Regions from separate parts of the Homo sapiens genome. Here region 2 is linked to region 1. Evidence: read pairs that join two places in POLR2A ChIA-PET (ENCODE). Cell type or tissue: PC-3. All regions are shown on one strand. Links, peaks and the distances in the headings refer to the core of each region. The heading gives the core; the rest is flanking DNA.

Region 1 (3,061 bases), core at 333-2,832:
TGATTAGTTAAAGTGAAAAGCCTGTAGTTAGAGATTCGCTGGCAGTTTGCGATTGGTTAAGCATAAGTTTCATTTTACTCTTTTCACTGAGTTGGGCTTTTCTTTGCTTAGGAACCTGAGGTGTTGGAGCTCTCTCAGCCTAATAGCCTCCCCACTAATTCTAATAAAAAGAGGACAAGCAGCTGCAGCCAGTACAGCAGCCTGCACCAGGATCTGGCTTCCTGTAGTTTCCTCCGAGTGGTTTCTGTTCTGCCTTCTGCAGGGGGTACCTTAGGTGGACACTGTGATGTGTCACCCAGACGCCCCTTCGCCAAAAAACTTGCTTCCCTGGCTCGTGGGAATGCTGTCTACAGACAAAGCTGTCAGCCCCTTCAGGATTTGCCTCAGCTGCAGAGAGCTGGTTGGCCCAAGGTCATGCCCTTTTGGGGTGGCCCACATCCAATGGGGAAGGTATAAGGGCTTGGTCAGCTGGGCTCACCAGCTGTGAGGGCCATTCTAGCTTCTGGGCTTTCTGTGGTCAGCGAGTCTGTCATTGGGCCTCACCTTCTCCTTTTGCCCAATCCTGCTTCCTTCCTCCCTCTTTTCCAGGGCAGGTGCAGATGGCACTCCTTAACAAACATCCTGCCTATAAACGACCTGTACCAGCTCCTCCCTCCCACTCCTTCCTCGAGACAGTCCTTCAGAGGCAGGAAAGGTGGCCCTGCACCCCTGAGCCTCCTCCCTCTGAGCCCCATGACCTTTGGCCTGGTGCTGACTTCTTGATGGGCCGTCATCTTGGGCACTTTCCTGAGTGCTTCTGAATCCCCATCCTGGAGGGTGGTGGGGATGGATGGCTGGTTTTCTGGGGCAATCCCCAAACCCTGGGCTTTTCTCATTGATTATGGTGACTATCACAGACAGCTTCCAGCATAGAGGGAAGCATTGCTTGCTGCTTCCACAGGAACTAATTTAGTCAGAAACCCTAACCGCGGCAGGCAGTACATGGGTGCATTTCATATTTTGCTTTCCAGATCTTTCCTGCACCCGGAGGGCATTGAGCTTATCAGGCAACAGTGAAAACCAGTAACTGCTTAAATGCGGTTGCTGAGGCTTCGAAAAGTGGTGTCAGTCTGCCTTTGCAGAGGTCCCTCTGCTGAGGAGGATCTGCTATGAGAAAAGGTCATGATAATCCCTTTGCTCAGCATGTGAGAGTTTCTTTATTATTATTTAAACGAAAGCCTGAGGAGTAGAACCTTGGTTAATCAAATTCTTTCAACGTATCGCAGCACAGCCCTGCCCTTCATAGGCCATCTCCCTTCTCTTGGTGGCAAATAGTAGAAATAAACTTGACCTAGTTTAACGACAATAACAAAATCCAGAAGGAAGAATGTATTTTAAGGTATTTCACCAAACCCAAGGTCAGAAATGCTCCCAGGACCCAGAAAGGATCAGACACATGATCTGGGATATCTGTCCCTGAATTCTGCATCTGTGTATTCGTGCGTGCGTGTGTGTGCACTTGTGTGAATGTATGTGCGCATGCGTGTGTGTCTTTCCCTGGATCAAGTGCCTGGATCAAGTGGCCAATGGCCAATTCTGCATTCCAAGCTTTATATATAAACATTTTAACCACATCAAGATACTAACTAAACTCTCTCTTGGACTCAATCCCAAATTCCTAGGAGATACAAGTTCATTGGCGGGTTTTGGTCACATATTAACTTTCCATGCTGTTAGGCAGGGGCACCAGGGAGGACCATGCAATCCAAACCTGCAGCCAGGGACCCACCCCTGTGGCTGTGACCAATGGCCCCAAGATGGGCACTCCCAGACAGCCCTGCAGATTTGAGCCAGGCAGCTTGCTTTGCTGTCTGGCCTAGAGAGTGATGATTCAGCTGAAGACTAAAATAATTACCTGCGTGTGAGGCAAGCAAGAGCCTGCACTGACGTCAGCAACACATTCCTGAGCTCACCTTGTCACAGAACCCTGTGCAGCCCGATTCCGCCACGGGGCATCCACCCCAATGGGGGACTAACGAGAACGGTGATGAGCTCGTCTGTGTTTAATAAGAAAGGCTACCACGTGTTGAATGACTTCTAACGTACCAGGTGTTATACATACAGCACCTCTCAGCTTCGCAAGGAATCTGTCAAGAGATAGCATTACGTGCCCCTCTTACAGATCAGGAAAACTGATGCTCAAAGAGGTTAATGAAGTCATCCAAACTCACATTTTAGAATGAAGTGGGTGGAATTTAGAATTTGATTATAAATCAGGTTAGTTCTAAAGCTGGTAAGTCTTCCGAGAATGATGATGTGTCACCTTCTAAATAACGACTAGATCACACAAGTGAAACTTTAATAATGTGTAAATTGTATGATTGAGGAATGCTGGGAGAGGTTACATGATGCAAAAACCACTCACTGAAACGTGAAGCCCTCTGTCAGTCACCGGCAGCCCAGCCTTCAGTGGAGACTAATTCCCAGTAATCACGGAATGGGGAGACTTCACTGAATTTGCTCAGTCTTCCCTTTTTGTGCTTCTTAATTGCTTTGAGAATCATCTAGATGCTTGTGTGGCCTTGGTCCAGGCCTATGGTGCAAACCAAGTGACATGGGGCAGGAGTAGGGGCTGATACTCTGCTTTCAGGGTCTCTGATCGAGGTGAGGAAAGCAGGCCCAGCTGGTGGCCAAGTGTATACCATTCGAGGGGGGGGTGTAGGTGTGTGGTGAAAAGAGCACTGAACTCTGGGTCCACATGCCTGACTTCTCACTCCAGCACCAGCTCTTGACGATGGTGGGACTCAGGCTGACCCACTTACCAACCCTGACCTCCAGCTTCCTCATCTCCAAGATGGCCTTATTTTTATTTATTTATTTTTTTTGAGACGGAGTTTCGCTCTTGTTGCCCAGGCTAGAGTGCAATAGTGCCATCTCGGCTCACTGCAACCTCCGCCTCCGGGGTTCAAGTGATTCTCCTGCCTCAGCCTCCCGAGTAGCTGGCATAATAGGCGCCTGCCACTACGCCCGCCTAATTTTTGTATTTTTAGTAGAGACAGGGTTTTGCCATGTTGGCCAGGCT
Region 2 (3,061 bases), core at 323-2,822, 170 kb before region 1:
ATGCTAAACTTTTCTTGCCTTTCCCTCTTACGGGATAACTAGTCTTTAATTTTGTTTGCACCAGACTCACTAAATGAAACTATACTTCCCACCTCTTCATCTTATTATCTCATTTTTCTTTCTTTTTTTAATCTGTCACCCAGGCTGGAGTATAGCGGTACAATCATAGCTCCCTGCAGCCTCGAACTCCTGGGCTTCTCAAATATCTTTAATGCCTCATTCAACTATTGAACAGCTTTCAGTGGCTTCCCAATGCCAGGCGGTCAAAAGCCCCTTAGCAGAGCACACAACAATCATCTGTTGATTATTCTTCCCCAAAACTCACTTTTTTTTTTTTTTTTTTTAAGACATGGTCTCATTCTGTCGCCCAGGCTGGAACAGCTCATTCCAACCTTGAACTCCTGGCCTCAAGTGATCCTTTCATCTCAGCCTCTGAGTACCTGGGATTACAGGCGCAAACCACCACATCTGGCTTTTTTGTTGTTGTTGTTGTTGTTGAGATGGAGTTTCGCTCTTGTTGCCCAGGCTGGCGTGCAATGGCACGATCTCGTTTCAACCACAATCTCCACCTCCTGGGTTCAAGCGATTCTCCTGCCTCAACCTCCAGAGTAGCTGGGATTACAGGCATGTGCCACCATGCCCAGCTAATTTTGTATTTTTTAGTAGAGACGGGGTTTCTCTATGTCGGTCAGGCTGGTCTTGAACTCCCGACCTCAGGTGATCTGCCCACCTCAGCCTCCAAAGTGCTGGGATTACAGGCATGAGCCACCGTACCCGGCTTTTTTTTTCTTTTGTAAAGACAGGGTTCCACTTTGTTGCCTAGGCTGGTCTAGAACTCCTGGGCTCAAGCTATCCTCCCATCTCAGCCTCCCAAAGTGCTAGGATTACATGTGTGAATCACCACACCTGGCCTCAACATATTTTCTAATCTTACATCCAATACTCACTTCAGTTAACCAATATTTATTGAATGATCTTGTGTCAGACTTTCTGCTAGATGCAGAGACTACAGGCAAGAAAACCACATAGTCTCATCGAGTCCTCCAAACTGTAATGACATAGTAGCACCTGCTCTATGTTTGAGTGCTACTGGACTCAATGCGAGTGCTCTGCTCCCAATGTATGCTCACATTCCAAACATTTGCTTCCACTATTCAACACCTCACAACTGTCCCCTAACCTCCCCACATTTCAGCCACTCAAAACCTTTTCTTGTTAGACTTGGCTAAAATGCCACCTCTTCCCAGAGGTCTGACCTATTTCTCCCTACTCCCACCCCAAAGAGATGACTTCTATTTTTCTTCTGAACCATCCCAGATTCTCTCAGCATCTTTCTTAAGGCAACTGTCACATTTTACCCTTCTTTATGACTATATAATTCTCTTATATCCTTCACGAGATGACAAGCTTCTTCAAAAATAGGTATTTGTTTTTACTGTATATCCCCAAAAGAATGTAGAATGGTGTCTTGCAATAACTTATAAATGAATAACATATAACATTCAGAAATAATAAAATAAAATTAAGAATTCTTCTGATGATAGTCCTTTTGGAAAAAACAAATTAATACTTTATCTCCTATAATTGAGTCTCAAAATAACACATCATCTTATAGCTAGATTCTAAAAACAGTAAAATTTAACAAATAATAAACCACATACAAATTTTCTCTATAGTAGGTAAATCCGATGAAAGGCAGCTGATTTCCAACAAAAGCTTTAGGAATTGGGAAGGTTTCTACATCTCCTTTGTCATCTTCAATGTCATCGAAATTGCTGCTGTCTATGTCACTGCTGAGTTCAGGTACTACAGGAGCTGCCGCTATTAAAAGAAAAGAAATAAATTATTTCATTCACAACCAAAATATATAAACCATCCTATTTTATTATGATGTATTATTTATTATTTAATAACACTATATAAATTTGTAGCAGCGCATTTGCCATTTTATCGATTCACAGAATTAAAATTTTGTAATTTATTGCTATATTAGATCACTTTTAAATATAGATTAAACAAGGAAAGCAACATATTATTCTAGTTGTTAAAAATTACAAGCAGCAATAATTTGCACAGAATTTAGAGACCTCCATTTTCTACAATCTCGAAACAGAAATATTTCTTACCCTTAAAATGAATCAATGTCATATATACATAGTAAAAATAAGTTACTATGCTTACAGCAATATTTAGCAGAGTATGGTCTCCATAAATAATTGTTGATTTATCAAGTCAAACGCATTTAAATTAAAGGATTGCATTCCCTTGATTCTGAAAATTATTGAGATCTACAAAGCTTAACTTGGCAAATTAAGAAATGTGTAATGTTTATTGTAAAAGTGTTGAGAAATATTGCTAATAGTTTGCAAAGATATTGAGGAATATTGTTATAAATATTGCCACAGAACAAATTTGAAATGAAATTTCTCAATTTAAAAATGAGTTAGCATTAAGTGTTATCAAATATGCTTGTTATTTCAAAAAAGGAATCAACTTATGAGTTTCAGAATGTGATGGAATGAAAATATTTAGGTTTATTGACTTACTTTCTCTTATGTTATCCCAATGCCACTGATCATTCTTAAAGAAAGGATGCTGTCTGATTTCTTCCACCCCATTTCTCCCAAGTCGTACCTCCCTAAACAATGCAGTTAAAGATTGTATTATTTAAAAATTATAAAATAAAAAGATTAACTCTATGTCAACAGTTTAACCAAAATAAAGATCTCAAGTAAATTTGAGATATTTGTATTAAAAGCTTCAGCTTAAATGTTTCTCAAAAATAAGCAATCCCAAGTTACAGTATGTGATCTCTTTAGACAGATTTAAAAAACTGTAATGCACAATAAATGTCATGAAAAGTAAAATGTTTCTGTCTATAGTTTGCATCAAATGAAAGTACGTTAAGACTATCAAGTAAAAAAATTCACCTGCATGTGCCACGACTGAATGACAATAACTTCAGGATATAAACAGACATAGGTCTAACTTTCGGCAGAGAAGAGTTATTCAAAACTTCCCTAATAGAAATATTATTTTAAAAATCTCTCCCTTTCCTAAA

Evidence for each region. ChIA-PET counts read pairs that join two places held together with the same protein. Peaks named below come from ENCODE experiments on the same cell type or tissue, not always from the same donor. Only the 100,000 strongest peaks of a DNase experiment are listed, where the experiment ranks them.
Region 2: POLR2A ChIA-PET joins it to region 1 with 6 read pairs; 2 of 35 experiments call an interaction of 5 or more read pairs at or near these places.

The regions. Positions count from the first base shown.
Region 1 is chr2:11,388,172-11,391,232 of GRCh38, forward strand. No RefSeq gene overlaps it. Among named protein-coding and RNA genes, the nearest start is that of LINC00570, 4.3 kb to the right of the region's middle. RefSeq lists an enhancer at 1,185-2,384. In PC-3, for the core only: no CTCF peak of the experiment used is centred there; a DNase peak (open chromatin) is centred at 1,760; H3K27ac peaks cover 2,392 bases.
Region 2 is chr2:11,219,537-11,222,597 of GRCh38, forward strand. It overlaps ROCK2 (Rho associated coiled-coil containing protein kinase 2), which reads right to left. Exons shown (of 33, transcript NM_004850.5): 8 at 2,547-2,638; 9 at 1,662-1,821. Among named protein-coding and RNA genes, the nearest start is that of SLC66A3, 66 kb to the left of the region's middle. In PC-3, for the core only: no CTCF peak of the experiment used is centred there; no DNase peak of the experiment used is centred there.